Regions from separate parts of the Homo sapiens genome. Here region 2 is linked to region 1. A link is a loop called in an ENCODE intact Hi-C map of the cell type or tissue named here. Cell type or tissue: GM12878. All regions are shown on one strand. Links, peaks and the distances in the headings refer to the core of each region. The heading gives the core; the rest is flanking DNA.

Region 1 (2,822 bases), core at 211-2,710:
CACTTCATTAAAATTAAAAACTTCTACTTCATGAAAGACACTGTTAAAAGAATAAAAAGACAAGCCACAGACTAAGAGAAAATATCTGCAAAATACACATCCAAAAAAGAACTTGTATCCAAAATACAGAAAAATTTTTCTTTTTTTTTTTTTTTTTTTTGGAGACAGGGTCTTATTCAGTCACCCAGAGTGGAGTGCGGAGTGCAGTAGTGTGATCATGGCTCACTGCAGCGTCCACTTCCCAGGCTCAGGTGATCCTCCTATTTCAGCCTCCCAAATAGCTGGGGCTACAGACGCAAGCCACTAGGCCTGGCTAGTTTTTTGGTTTTTTTTTTTTTTTTTGAAGAGACGAGCTTTTGCCACATTGCCCAGGATCGTCTCGAACTCCTGGACTCAAGGGATCTGCCCACCTCGGACTCTCAACTTGCTGGGATTACAGGCATGAGCCACAACACCTGGCTCCACAAATTCTTAAAGTTCAACAATAAGAAAAAGACATAAGATCCTAAATGTGTACACACCAACAATAGAGTCTCAAAATACATGAAACAAAACCTGACAGAGCTGAAAGGAAAAATAGATAAATTTACAATTATAATCAGGGATTTCAACAACCCCTTCTCAAAAATTGATAGAACTACTAGACAGTACTACTATAGAAAACAAGCAAGGATATAAATAATCTGAACATAAACAACAGGATCTAGTGACATACATATAACATTCCACCCAACAAAGCAGAATACACTTTTTTTTCCCAAGTATCCACAGAACATGACCAAGATAGCTCGTGTCTTGAGCCATAAAACAGGCCTCAACAAATTTAAAAGAACTGATATCACAGAGAGTTTGTTCTCCAATCATAACAGAATAATGGAGTCAAAATAGAACTCAATGCAAAGTCAGAGAGTCCAGGACAGTCCAGATGCTACTGGGTTAGTGACAATAAAAAGAATACCCTCTGGAAACTAGACAGAAAGTTCCAAAACTACTCTCAATGTAGCTGAAACATTTTATATCTGCATTAAAATTCTTTTCCATAATGTACTTTTATATTTCAGTAACAGCAAATGAAAAATGTTATAGACATAAAATGGATTTCAAAACACATCTGTAGTAAGCTGACTTACAAACCAACTTTTAAAATACCACATATTAAATTGAGGCTGTAAACTTATAATTTATAATGAAATGAAAACTTTACCTTCCAATGGAATGTCTAAAAGATTGGCATGCTTTGTTTTCACATGAGTTTCCATATCTTCACTGTGCTCCTCTATTTTTCCACAGAATGGACATTCAGGAGGACTGTATGTTGTTTCATAAACAGATCCTTTTATTTCGGTCAGGCTGGACTGTTTTTCCCTACTTTTCAGGAATTTTCTAGATTCAGTTAAGTTCTCTGAATAGAAGCCTTCATGTTTTAAAGTACTATCTTTAGTCAGGTTTTGAGCTGAATTTTTTGGATGATTAGATGCACAACCTGAAAGAATACTTGAATTAACTTCCATTCCACACTGTAGGGTGTTGTCTTTCTTGTTATCTGAAGTTCCATATTGTACTGTATTTATCCTCTCAAAGTTTCTTTCAAGTGTATTCTGCTCAAAATGAGCTGTTTCGATATGAAAACACATTTCATCATAATTCACACCTGACAACTTGCAAAATGGACATATAATTTCACTTTCCATGTGAACAATTAGGTGAGCTTTCATGTCTGGTTCTGAGGTTACTGTTTCACCACAAATATTACAGGAAAGCATGGTATTGACAAGTAGCTAGAAAAGAACATAACATTAGGTTTCAAAGATTTGAAGAAAAAATGTGTTTCATAAAATGATTTGAGACAATTACTTGGTCTTTAACGCTGGATTATTTTGATGAAGAAGTTTTCAATGTACTTACTGTTCCTCAAATACAAAAACTTATTTATAAATATCAACCAAAATTTCATTTATTTTTTTTTAAAAAAAGGCAATAATAATGAATACAAGTAATTTTAAAAATAAAATATTTCAAAAAATGTCTCTGGCCCAAGGTGGAGAAAAAATAACGTTTAAAAAATTGTCCAGGTAAGATAAATCAGGTAAGAAAAAAATGAAGAGAAGAAACCTATTTATCAACTGATATATCTAAATACTGAATACTGAAGCTGATTATATTGAGGAGGTAAATAAACACATCTTACAAGTAGAGTTTAACACTGTAAACTTAGAGTCTTACATGTATCAAGTGCTATTTAAGTGCTATTATTGTAATTTAAGTACTATTATTATCGCTCTACACATAAAGAAATTCTGGCTCAGACAGGTCACCACAAGCAGAAAAAGGTGGAAGCCAAAATGCCAACCCCGTCGTGCTCCACAGCCTGTACTCTCAGCCCCAAGAATAAAAGCAGAAGTGGTATAGTAGAAAAAAGCACTTATTCCAGAGTCAAGAGAACTGGGTAATAATTTCAGATTCATCATTTTGGGTAAGGAATCTCATCTCTCTGAGGTTCAGTCAAAGACTACTGTAAAATCCAAAGGTAGTTATTTTTGGATTTTATGGACAAATAAAGTACTGACTACTGACATAAAAGTGTTAAAAAAATAATTTTAAAAAAAGCAATCACTTCGCCACCACCTTCCTACTACAGGTCATCGTTCAGCTAAAGACTATTTAAAATCAAACAGGAAAAGTAATGACACTATCACTTCATTTAAATAAATTTACCTTTAAAATACCTCCCTACATTGTCCTTATTTTTTTCATTTCTCTCCAGACAAATGGATACAGTCTCTGATTTTAGAAGGCAGTTCTCCCGAGCCCCCAGTGGGATT
Region 2 (2,822 bases), core at 14-2,513, 660 kb before region 1:
AGAAAGATTGTGTTATTTTCTGTGTCTGCAGGACATTGTTGTATAAAATGTGTCTGCAGGACATTGTTGTATAAAAAAGGGTAAATTACAAATATTAGGAGTGTTATAGGTTTATTTATATTTTAAAAAATCAACAAACTGGCCGGGCATGGTGGCTCACTCCTGTAATCCCAGCACTTTGGGAGGCCGAGGTGGGTGGATCACAAGGTCAGGAGATCAAGACCATCCTGGCTAACACGGTGAAACCCCATCTCTACTAAAAATACAAAAATAGCCAGGCGTGGTGGGCACCTGTAGTCCCAGCTACTCGGGAGGCTGAGGCAGGAGAATCGCTTGAACCAAGGAGGCGGAGGTTGCAGTGAGCCGAGATCATGCCATCGCCTGGGCAACAGAGTGAGATTCTGTCTCGAAAAAAAAAAAAATTCACAAACTAAAAATTATATGTGCTTACTTTCCTGGAGATTAGTGAGAGAATATGAAAGTAATGACAGAGGAGTTTCACTTTTTACTCTGCATTCTTCTCTATAATTTGGATGTTTATAATAACATGTAGTTGTAGATTACTTTAAAATGTATTTAAATATAAAAAATTAAAAGAGGTCAATCAGGAACATGCTACAAAAATTTACATGTTGTAAAGGTCTGGACTAGAAACTTTGGCACTTAGAATTGATAGATACAGGAAAAAATCCCAAAGGAATATAAAACAAGTGATTATGAATGAGCAGCGAAACAGATGGAAGAGACGATGTGACACCAGGATTTCAAATCTGAATGACTAAAGGACAATATGTCCTGCAACATGTCAGAAGGCAGAGTATAATAACAGTTAAGAGTGACAGCATCTCATTAGGAAGTTATTTAACCTCTCTATGCCTCAATCTCCTCATTTGTAAGTGAGAATAATAATAATTTCCTTATAGCCTTGTTTCAAGATTAAGAAGAATGCTGCATGTAAAGTGCTTTATGTCTCGACACATTCATGCTCAATAAATAGTAGAGATTTTAAGATAATTAATTGAAGGCAGATATTATCAATTTTGTTTTAGGCATGTTGGATTTGAGGTCATGCTGGGACACGAGTGAATATGTGAGCATGACCTTATTTCTTTGTTTGTATTAACAGTTTCATCCCAAGTGACTCTTCTGTCCTGCCTGCTGTTCTGGACTAGGACATGCTGCCACCAGGTGGCAGTAGGCCATTTTACTAATCCAAAAAGGGAAAGGAGAGCTGTCCTGTGATTAACTGGACGTGCTTTATTTTATGAAAAAGGCAGTGAGCCTTAAAAAAAAAAATTGCAGTATAAATGAATATCAACATTTACATAAGATAAATATCTTAAATATTAATCAAAATTTAGGGAAATCAACATGTAAATAGATGTGTTACCTCAATTAAGGTTTTGTCATTTCATCTAATAGAATCTTATTGTGCCTCACTGACGTGTACAAACTAGGTTCCTAGGTAACTCATAATTCTTATCAGATGAAGATAATTGCCTCTTACACTTTTTAAAGAGAAAACTCATGCCCAGCAACTGATGGCTAGGATTTACAAAAGTTAACATATGACTTCTTTTTATAATGTCTCCTTAAGACCAAGGCAGTCAGCCTTCAAGTACTATAGACAGATCCTAAAAAAATAAACTCTTAAGACTAGTTCCAGGAAAAAAAAAAAACATCCTTCCAGAAAATGCAGAAAGGAAACTGGGTCGATCAACTTGGCCTAACCAGTCATAGGGAAAGTAAGCTAGGATGATTTCCCTGTGGGAGCTCAGGGTTAGCAGTGTCTTTCATGTTTTCATCACAGTTACACATGTTATAATGGGTAAAACACCTATTGTCCTCATGAATGTGACTTGGCAGGCATCGCTGTCACCCACATTGGCAAAACACCTTCAATTTGCAGGGCACACTCATAACCACATTTAGTCATTTATGGTATCTAAATGAAAGGCTTGATTCATGCCCCTTGAACTATTATGGTTCGGTATGACTCACCTGCATCTACCTGTGTTTCCACAACACTATGAAGAAAATCTCTGTGAGAGTTCTTCCTGTCAAGGTAATTATTTCCCTCCCTTTCCACAAAACCTTCTTCGGCTCAGTATCCCCTTGGTTCCCAGGAAGTTAGCCCTGCTACTCTTTCCCACTCACATGGAATGATAAGGACAAAGAAAAAAAATAATGCTCGCAATTATTTTGTTATTCATTCCTTCCTTTCCATTTCCCTCACCATAACCCTTGTCTAATTCAACATCGCCTCTTGGATTATGGAAATATTTTACTGCCTGTTCTCTTTAACATTAACAATTTATATTTACTGATCACATAAAAGGAGGCAGGCACTGTTGCTACAAGCTTTACATGCATTTATCTCAGACTCTCCCCCTTGCTCACACCACCACCACTAGATTTATCATCTCCCCACATACACATAAATAAGGGGTATTTTGCTTATGGAGTAAAACCTCTATTAACCTGGAAATTCAGGCCTTCCACCATCTGGACACAAGCCACTTCTTCAACTTTATCCTCCCTATATCAGCCCTCTGTTCTAGCTAAATTCACACTGCTATCACTACTTATACTGGCAATACTAAAACTTGACTGCTCAGAATTCCTACAGTATTCAGTGACTACTCCTCTGTTTTGATATGTAGCATACAAAAGCTAGCGATGCATTTTAAATTCTTGTTTAGATTATTCTTTGTTTACACTTGAAGCTACAGACCTCCCCAGCATAAGGACAGAGTCTGATAACTTCACATATCTGTGGCATGAAGCACTGGCCACATGCCCTGTGGAGCTGTTAAATAAAT

What was found. Hi-C counts contacts between places; a loop is a spot of excess contacts. Peaks named below come from ENCODE experiments on the same cell type or tissue, not always from the same donor. Only the 100,000 strongest peaks of a DNase experiment are listed, where the experiment ranks them.
Region 2: a loop joins it to region 1, with 2.4 times the contacts of the local background. A loop is called at or near these places in 2 of 110 quality-filtered maps.

What each region holds. Positions count from the first base shown.
Region 1 is chr6:116,665,430-116,668,251 of GRCh38, forward strand. ZUP1 (zinc finger containing ubiquitin peptidase 1) reads right to left here. Exons shown (of 10, transcript NM_145062.3): 2 at 1,205-1,778. The coding sequence starts at 1,763. Among named protein-coding and RNA genes, the nearest start is that of ZUP1, 1.9 kb to the right of the region's middle. RefSeq lists a silencer at 2,261-2,410. In GM12878, for the core only: no CTCF peak of the experiment used is centred there; DNase peaks (open chromatin) are centred at 1,692 and 2,361; H3K4me3 peaks cover 2,266 bases; H3K27ac peaks cover 874 bases.
Region 2 is chr6:116,009,806-116,012,627 of GRCh38, forward strand. All of the region lies in intron 1 of FRK (fyn related Src family tyrosine kinase), which reads right to left. Among named protein-coding and RNA genes, the nearest start is that of FRK, 50 kb to the right of the region's middle. In GM12878, for the core only: a CTCF peak has its summit at 1,178 (motif pointing right); DNase peaks (open chromatin) are centred at 1,197 and 1,886; H3K4me3 peaks cover 277 bases; H3K27ac peaks cover 1,358 bases.